Linked DNA regions of Homo sapiens: region 2 is linked to region 1. A link is a loop called in an ENCODE intact Hi-C map of the cell type or tissue named here. Cell type or tissue: mammary epithelial cell. All regions are shown on one strand. Links, peaks and the distances in the headings refer to the core of each region. The heading gives the core; the rest is flanking DNA. Region 1 overlaps DGCR2 (DiGeorge syndrome critical region gene 2). Region 2 overlaps CLTCL1 (clathrin heavy chain like 1).

Region 1 (4,384 bases), core at 306-4,305:
CCACCTCACCCTCACCGAGTAGCTGGGACCACAGGTGTTCACCATCATATGTGGCTAATATTTTTATTTTAATTTTTGTAGAGACTGGATCCCTGTGTTGCCCAAGCTGGTCTCCAACTCCTGGGCTCAAGTGATCCTCCTGTCTCAGCTTTCCAAAGTGTTGGGATTACAAGTGAGAGCTACTGTGCTCAGTGTGGTCTGTGTATCTTTACTAAGCTTTTGATCAAAGACTTTTTTAATTTTAAAGAAGTCTGATTTATCATTTTTTCTTGTTATGGTCATGCTTTCTGTTTTTGTCTAATAAATCCTTGCCTACCCCAAGGTTACGAAGTTCTTCTCCTTCCCTAGTAAAATCTGAGCTTCGTGGGGGCAGACACCTTATGGTTCTCCTCCTGCTCTTCTCACTTGTGTCCTGTACAACACCTGGCCCCTAGGAGGTACACGGCGGTGTTCATGGAAGGAGCAAATGAGTTGTCTTAAGGATTCATAATAATGTATTCTAAGCACTTGATATACTGCCTGGCACATGCAAAATGAGCATTCAGGAATCTGATTTGACTACAGCTGTTCTTTCTCTTAGAGAAATTGGCTGCGCTATCCTGTGGCTATGATCGAAATGTGGTGCGAGTGTTGGATGAAACTGCTGGCTGATGTTTACATCAGATGCGAGATAGCTCTCGCTCCAGTTCTGTCCCACCCTCCTGCCCTGGTCTTATTCCCAAGTATGTAGCCCCTCCTGCCCGAACCCCCATGAAATAAGGACTGATTGCAAGTTGCTGTTCTTTTCTTGAAAGTGTCACTCATGGAATAGGTATGCTTGGTGGACCTGCCTTTCTCTTCTTTCATCTTATATGATCCCTTCCTTTTTCTTAGGACCTTCCCTTCTTTTCTAGGATAACTTATTTTAAACAGGGCCTTCTTTCCCAAACATCTGCCTAAGGAGAAGCCACAGGGCAGAGCAGCTGAGCCAGTGTTTTGGTTGGACAGCATCTACAGATAGATGGTAGCAGGTGGTGATCACTTCTTCTCCTGGAGGTAGAAAATGCTTGTTATTTATGAGAAATAAATGCTGAAGCATAGGCCTTGTCCCTTTGTTCTTGTGTGGTGTTCCCCAGTGTCAGTGTTGTGACCCCTTGGGCTGTGGGAGAAAGTGGCTGGCACTCCCCTAGCGCTTGGCAACCCTACTCCCTCTCCACTGTTGCAGGAGAGCTGGCCACCTGTCTCCAGTGGTGGTGATGGGGAGTCAGGAGCTCCAGGGTCCAGGGGAGGAGTGACTGAGGGTGGAGCCTTCACTCAGAGATTCCACTTGCCCCGGGGGCTGTTTGGAAATGGGTTTGGTGGTTATGTGTTTGGGGAGCTACTGCCATTTAGGGAGCCATATCAAAGAAGTTGCAGGCATATTTCAAAACCACAGCAGGAGTGTTTGCAGGTGTAAAATATTTTGTTCTAGTAACTGGCCACTGGTAGGGAAAAAAAGTACAATATGTTGGTACATCCTTGGCTCTGCACCAGACTGGTGGTGGGGCTCTGGTATCCCTGGGCTTTGTGCAGTGAGCCCCCAGAGGCTCTGCTGACTGCTGTCTCGGTGAAGGAAATGGCTCAGAACTGGAAAGTTTGGACCTGGTCCTCTAGGGAGTCAGAATGCAGAGCCCCACCCAGGGGCTCTGCTGGCTTCAGGGATGGGGATTTGGGTCAAAGAGCCCACAGCCTGACCTCTGATGCCCATTCTGCTGCTGCCAACTTGATGTGGGACACTGAGTAGGCGGGTCAGCCCCTCTGAGAAGCTAGCTGGCTGGACTAGTTGGGGGTTTCAATACATAGAACAGCTTCGGGCCTTCCTTCACATTTTGCTAATGAAACTTCCAATCTCATCATTTTCCATGAGCCACACATGTCTTGTTCCCGTTTGAACTCTGGGCCCTCATGGGTGAGGAGCCGGCTGGCCTCTGGGCTCCTTGTGGCTTGAGGTTCAGATGCTGGCATCGTTGGTGCTGTAGCCTGGTGGCTGCCAGTACAGAGGATGCTCAGGCCTCCAGGTATCAGCAGTCTTCACTGCCCCCTGCTGCTGAGACGCAGTGGCAGGTCAAACTGCACAGAACCCCTGGCCATGGTTCCTGCCTCCCATCCTCTCTTTGCCCTTGTGGGTCCCTCTCAGAGCATTTATCTCTGCAGAGGACCTCCCAGGATTGTTCCTAAGGGTGGCATATGTGAAACTTCAGCAGCTGAGCATTGTTGGAGTAATTTTCTCTTTTGGGCCTCATCACCTCCGTGGAAGTCAGGAGGGATAGGCAGGGCAGGATGGTCACCTCCATGCTTTACAGATGGAGGAAGCAGCCTGGCGAGGCTGAGCAGGGTTGCACGGGCCAGGAGCTGAAGCCTGCTGTTTGTCTCGCAACGGATCTCTGGGGCGTCTTTCCAAGCCAGTCTCCCTGCGTGGTTCCAGGAAGCTACAGGGGTGGGGAGGTTGTGTGCTGGCCTGCTGGTGCTACGGGGCAGTGGCAGCGATGGGGAAGGGGCTAGACGGGCTTCAGGGGAGAGCTGCAGGGACTGGTGAGCCGGGACCCCCAAGAACCTGGATGTGGGGCTTTGCGGGAAGGTTAGAGGTGGCCCTTGGACTCCATAAAAGGGCAGATGGCATTTGAGCACTGTAGAGAAGGCAGGGAGTTTGTGATGTGATCACAGTTGGTTCTGGGATGGTCTGTGCACTGTTTGGAATGCCAGGTCCTGCCTTTCCTCACTTCCTAGCTCTGCCCTCCCAGGTCTGCTCTCTGTCTGACGCAGGTTGGTGTTCTGATGATGCACTCCTCCATCGCCAGCCGCGTCCCTTTCTGGAGTTATAGCACATCCCATGAAGCTATCTGGTCCCGAAGTCCCTCTGGGGCCCCGGAGTACAGTGTGCCTTCCAGAGCGTGCATCGCTCCCTTCCCCACTGGGCAGCACCTGTTCAGAATGGGTGCTTGCCAGAGGCCTGCCCATGGCCCCTGGTGGCTCAGATGCTGGCCATCTCTGAGGCCCCATTCAAGGCCCTTATTATTCACTCTTGCCTCAGGACAGAGGTGACCCCTCCATTTAGAAGGTCACCGAGCAATATGCCCTCTGTTTTGTCTTTTAGTTGTGCTATCAACAGTGGTCTCTGTCCTCCCTATTTTTTTAGTTTTTGAGATGGAGTCTCATGCTGTCACCCAGGCTGGAGTGCAGTTGTATGATCTTGGCTCACTGCAACCTCTGCCTCCCAGGTTCAAGCAATTCTCCCCACCTCAGCCTCCCAAGTAGCTGAGACTACAGGTGTGCGCCACCACGCCCAGCTAATTTTTGTATTTTTAGTAGAGATGGGGCTTTGCCATGCTGTCCAGGCTGGTCTTGAATTCCTGGCCTCCGGTGATCCACCCGCCTTAGCCTCTCAAAGTGCTGGGATTACAGGCATGAGCCACCGTGCCCGGCCCTCTGTCCCTTCTTGAGGGCATCTGGAGAAGAGATGGCTGGCCCAGGGCAGAACCCAGCATCCACACCTCTGGTCTCCTGGAGATGCGTGGTCGCCTGTTACAATAGCCCAGCCAGCCCTTGGCTTCCAAACCTTCTCCCCTCTGCTGCTGCTGCTGCTTTGAAGTGTGCTGGACAAATCTCCCTTTCCTAGTAGCAACTTGTATGGAAGGTGAAATGACCTGTGGGAAAGCCCCACTGGGAAGCAGCTGCCAGCTCTTTCCAAGACAGAATGTGCAGTAAGGCTTTACTGCCAGGTGTGAGCAGGCCTGCCAGGGATGCTGGAACCTTCTGTTCTGGGCACTCCAGCAGGGCATGGGTGTCCCCTACCCCGGGTGTGGGAGTCTGTGTCTGATGGGTCTCAGACTGCTCTGGTGGAGACCTATCTTAGTGGGCTGTGAGTAGTGCGAGCAGATGGGCTGGAATTTCTCCTGCATTTCTTTGCTGGAAATGTTTTGATTTTCTTAGTGATGTAACTGTGGACATGTGTGCTTCTGCTAGTACTCTGTCTCCCTCTTGTTCTTTGTGGGCAAATGTTGAAGAGAAATCAATTCTAAACAATTTATGCAGCATACTAAATTTCACACAGTAATTTGAGACAGCTCAGTTTGAGACAGCCTTGAAACAAGGCTAAGGCTTGCTGACAAAGGAGAAATTGAATCTAGAGAAAGAATTTGTATTGCAGAGACTCGTGGGTTTCTACAGGGCATGAATCCACTAATTCCTGGGCGTTGCATAGCCCAAAGCAGTAGCTCTCCAAGTGTGCCCAGGGGTCTCTGGGGGTTCCCTGACCCTTCTAGGGGCTCCGTGAGGTCAAAACTGTTTTCATGATAATACTGAGGTGTCATTTGCCTTTCTCTCATCCTCACAAGCATAAGGTAGCATTTCCAGACACTATTTGATA
Region 2 (4,384 bases), core at 250-4,249, 180 kb before region 1:
ATCAGAGTTGATATGTTCCATTATCTGGAAAATGCTTGTGGCTTGTGGTGGGCAGCCACGTGAATGCAAGTCTGGTTTGTGGTCTCTAACACTGACTGGGTCTTTGAGGCTGCTGTGCATTCTGTAGAGCAAACACTGAGTCAGCACACACTGCCTTCACTACAGACATTTCGAGACTTCAGCCTGTTCCTTAAATCCCTGATCCTGCCACTCCTGCCTTGCAACCAGCAGATGACTTGGAGAAAACTGAAGCCATAACTGGGATGTTTCTCACCTATATGGCTGCAGACTTAGATGTTTGTCTGCAGCCACCCTTTCCTGCCTTCCTGTTACCTCAAAAGTAGGTGTCCTTTCTTGTCTATGTTCTGGATCTGGTATCCTTCTTCCCTATAAGGGAGCCTCGTTCAGTCATAGCCTCCCTTTCCTGTATTTTCATCCTTCTGTCTTGTTGTTTCTTCCTGTTTGTGTTGGGCAATGCTCACCTCTCTTCCATCTGTACAACCAGCAAACTTCTTCCCCCGCTCTTGTCCCCACGAAGCTCTTGTCTCATAGCTGGATGTCATGAAAGAGCTGCTTTAGTGCTTCATTATTTTTATGTTCCACAGTAACCTGCAGTCTGGCTTTTGTCCCCATTTTTTCCCCTGAATCTGTTTTTGCCAAGGTTACAAGCCATCCTGCAGGCTTTTTTGTAAGGGCCACATTCTGTCTCTGTCCCATATTCTTACATTTTTTAACCTTCTAAAAATATGAAAAAGACTTTTAGTTTAGCCATACAAAAGCAGGCTGCAGTTGGCTAATCTTTGCTGTAAAAAATAAAATCAGGCCGAGCATGGTGGCTCACACCTGTAATCCCACCACTTTGGGAGGCCGAGGCGGGTGGATCACCTGAGATCAGGAGTTCGAGACCAGCCTGGCCAACATGGTGAAACCTCGTCTCTACTAAAAATACAGTATTAGCCGGGCGTGTTGGTACGCACCTGTAGTCCCAGCTAGTCAGGAGGCTGAGGCGGGAGAATCTCTTGAACCCGGGAGGCAGAGGTTGCAGTGAGCCAAAATCATGTCACTACTCTCCAGCCTGGGTAACAGACCGAGACTCCGTCTCAAAAAATAAGATGCGATGAGCTAGGTGAGATAAAGCCCATCACACCACACGCATCTTCTGTGATGTCCAGCCGCATTTGATGCTGCACTTTACTGCCTCCTGAGGGTCCTTTCTCTACTGTTTTTGGTTCCACAGTTTCCCAGGGTTTCTCCTTCCTCTCTGCCCACACCCACTGCCCCATGGGCGGCTCTTGTGCATGAGCTTGGAATCTGTCTTGAGCCCCTCTGCTTTTTCATTCAGGACATGCTGCTGGTGATGTTATGTATTCCCATAAGCTTGATGTTCCCAAGCCATCCGAGTGTTTTCGCAGTTTCACTGCTGTGTGTGTGTGAGGCAGTAGCAGGTCCTGGTTAAGAGCACAGACTGAGGCCAAACTGAAGGCACTGAATGTGGACTCAGGCACTTACTGGCTGTGTGATTTAGGGCAATGTTTGTAGCTTTTTTGTGCTTCTATATCTTCATCTATAAAATAAGGATAAAAGGTATACTTCTTATCTCACAAGGTAGTTGTGAGGTTTTTGAGTTAATAAATGTAAAGCATTAAACAATAACTGTTACATAATACAGTAGTCCCGATTTACCCATGGGGAATATGTTCTAAGACCCCCAGAGGATGCCTGAAACTGCAGATTGTTCTGAACCCTTTATACACTTTTTTTCCCTATGCATACATATGTATGATAAAGCTGAATTTATGTTAAGCACAGTAAGAGATTAACAATGATAACTAATAATAAAACAGAACAATAATAACAATATGCCAGCATCACTACTGTTGGACTTTGGGGCCATTATTAAGTAAATTAAGGGTTACTTGAACACAAACTCTGTGATGCTGCAACAGTCAACCTGGTAACTGACCGCTACTAAGTGACTAATGGGCTGGCAATGTCTACAGCGTGGATATGCTGGGCAGAGGAGGGATAATTCACGTCCTGGGTGGGCTGGTGCAAGATTTCATCACTCTGCAGAATGGTATGCAATTTAAAACTTATGAATTGTTTATTTCTGGGGTCTTACATTTAATATTTTCAGACTATAGGTAACAGTGTGAAAAAAACCACGGATAAGAAGGGACTACTGTAAAGCACTGTGTCCTTGTGAGCTGTTGCTGCCATTGTGACAGCTGCCTACTGAAGAAGGCCAGGAAATGGTCAGCAGGTTCCTCAAACACAGTGTTCATAAATGGGGTTCCCTTTCTCCCCAGATGTGTATCTTGTCCAGTGTCCAGCCAGGAGCCTGGGATGTGTTTTCCCCATCCTGTTGTCCCTTTCTCCTGTTTACTTTTGGCATCGTTCTGCCACTGTCATCATGACTACCGTTTCCCTAAACTATGCCATCCCTCCCCACCTTGATGGTCATGCTAGCTTTGTCCTTCTACTTCTAGTCTTGCCCTCCTGTGATCCATTCTCCAGCACACAGGCAACATGATCTCCAAGGATGAGCATCTGCTTAAAGTCCTTCAGGGAGTGGTTTCGTGTTTCCTCTGGCATGAAAAGACTGATCCCCACGTGCTCTTTCCTGTTCTTCCCAGCCCAACACCTGCTCAACTCTGCTGCCGCTCCCTTTGTGTCCTTGCCAAAACACATTCTCCTCTCACCCCTCTTTACTCACTGACTCCTACTGAGCCTTCTGGTATCTGTGGAAATGACGCTGTCTCTGGAAGCTCTCCCTGATTTGTCAGTTAGGAGTTCTTCCTCTGTGCCTCTTTGGGGTTCCTCTTATAATGACACTCTTCCCAGGGTACTGTAGCTGTTCATTTTCTCTGCTGGATTGTGAGCTCAGGGAGCTACCATTTGAACTTTTTAGAAATATTCAAATGTGAGAGTTGGAAGGGTATTGCTGTTTGTAATATCTGAGGATGGGCTGAGCACTTAAGACATCTTGATTCAGAAGAGGAATGGCTGAATAGTTTGGTGACATAAAAATTTTCTTGAGCCCTAAGTAATTCCCCCCAGCTATATCAAAAAAGCAGCTCCAAGTTTGTAAGCTGTGAAATGTGTCATAGCTCAATACACAGAAAACGTAAACATGTTCCCTCAAAGTGTCTCTGAGGCGGTGTTTGAAACAGGTGTAGAGACCTTGAGCATTAGAATTGTAGGAGAAAGATGGTCAAGATCTTAATCAGTGCTTCTCTACCTAGGCTGCATGTGAGAATGGCCTGCAGCCTTAAACATATTTCTGCTGGATGTTAAATCCAAAGCTCTGAGTGGTGGAGATGGAGCTTTGGTATTCCTTCCCAGGTGAGTCTTACACACAGCCCAGGTGAAACAGCCTTCTACATGTTAGTCAATATTAATCATTAAGGAAAGAGGGGGGAAAGTAAAACTGTGAAGGTGTAGATTGAGCTTGAACTGAAAACAGTTCCCATCCACACACACCCGTGTGTGTCTGGAGAGGCTTCTGGGGGTCATGCTCCAAAAAGGGACACGTACCCATAGTAATCCAGTCCATATTTGGTTTATGTTGCCATTATGTAGCTATCTCATTTTGTGAAGTGGTTTTTGATGTACTAAGACAGCAGTTGGCTCATTGCATCCTAAAATTATTGCATCCCATGTAAAATGTCATTTTAAGATACCATGTAAACTGTTAAATTTTGCCTGTTGGCCTACCACTGCTTCTGGTATTGGAAATACATACTGGCCAGTTAGTTGCCTTCTGACTTGTTTATTTACAAAGCAAGGAGAGTAACCTGCCTCAGCCAGGGTGTCTGCGAGGGTGAGCCTTGTGGGAGTACCTACCGCTGTGGCATTGTGGGTGACCAAAGAGTAAATGAATTTGAATGGGGACTCTTTGGAAAAACAGATCTTCACCATAGAACATTTAAATGTTCAGAATGCCTAAGCTACACAAACCAGTGCTTTTTTAGTTGGTTGGGTTGAAAGAATTAAGTCCTAGGAGGATCTGAGTCAAGGTTCCTCTCTGCTGAGATATTTCTGTTGCAGGGGCTAGTCTGATGGGAATTAAAATCTTTCAGTTCAGCCTCTGTCTGTCTCTCCCCAGGGGAAACCACTATAAACGAAGCCACCATATCCTTCCAAAAATGTTCAAAAGAATCCTGCTTTAAATATGCTTCTGCCCTTTGCTTTTGTAACTTAACACACTGAAGATCCTCCCATAGGATCACAGACAGATCACTGCATCTATCTGACATGTTGTTTATCAGTATTCCCTAGGGTAGTAGTTGCTGGCACCCTGTCACCCCCTTCTCTAAGGGGGAATCTTTCTGCAATCTGTCTGATTTTTCCTTCCTTTGCTTCTTCACTGAGACTTTACTGA

The links. Peaks named below come from ENCODE experiments on the same cell type or tissue, not always from the same donor. Only the 100,000 strongest peaks of a DNase experiment are listed, where the experiment ranks them.
Region 2: it touches region 1 in a loop (7-fold over the local background); 4 of 110 quality-filtered maps call a loop at or near these places.

Annotation. Positions count from the first base shown.
Region 1 is chr22:19,104,099-19,108,482 of GRCh38, reverse strand. All of the region lies in intron 1 of DGCR2 (DiGeorge syndrome critical region gene 2), which reads left to right. Among named protein-coding and RNA genes, the nearest start is that of DGCR2, 16 kb to the left of the region's middle. RefSeq lists an enhancer at 1,849-2,349. In mammary epithelial cell, for the core only: a CTCF peak has its summit at 2,068 (motif pointing left); no DNase peak of the experiment used is centred there.
Region 2 is chr22:19,285,720-19,290,103 of GRCh38, reverse strand. All of the region lies in intron 1 of CLTCL1 (clathrin heavy chain like 1), which reads left to right. Among named protein-coding and RNA genes, the nearest start is that of CLTCL1, 3.8 kb to the left of the region's middle. In mammary epithelial cell, for the core only: no CTCF peak of the experiment used is centred there; DNase peaks (open chromatin) are centred at 1,983 and 2,663; H3K27ac peaks cover 2,195 bases.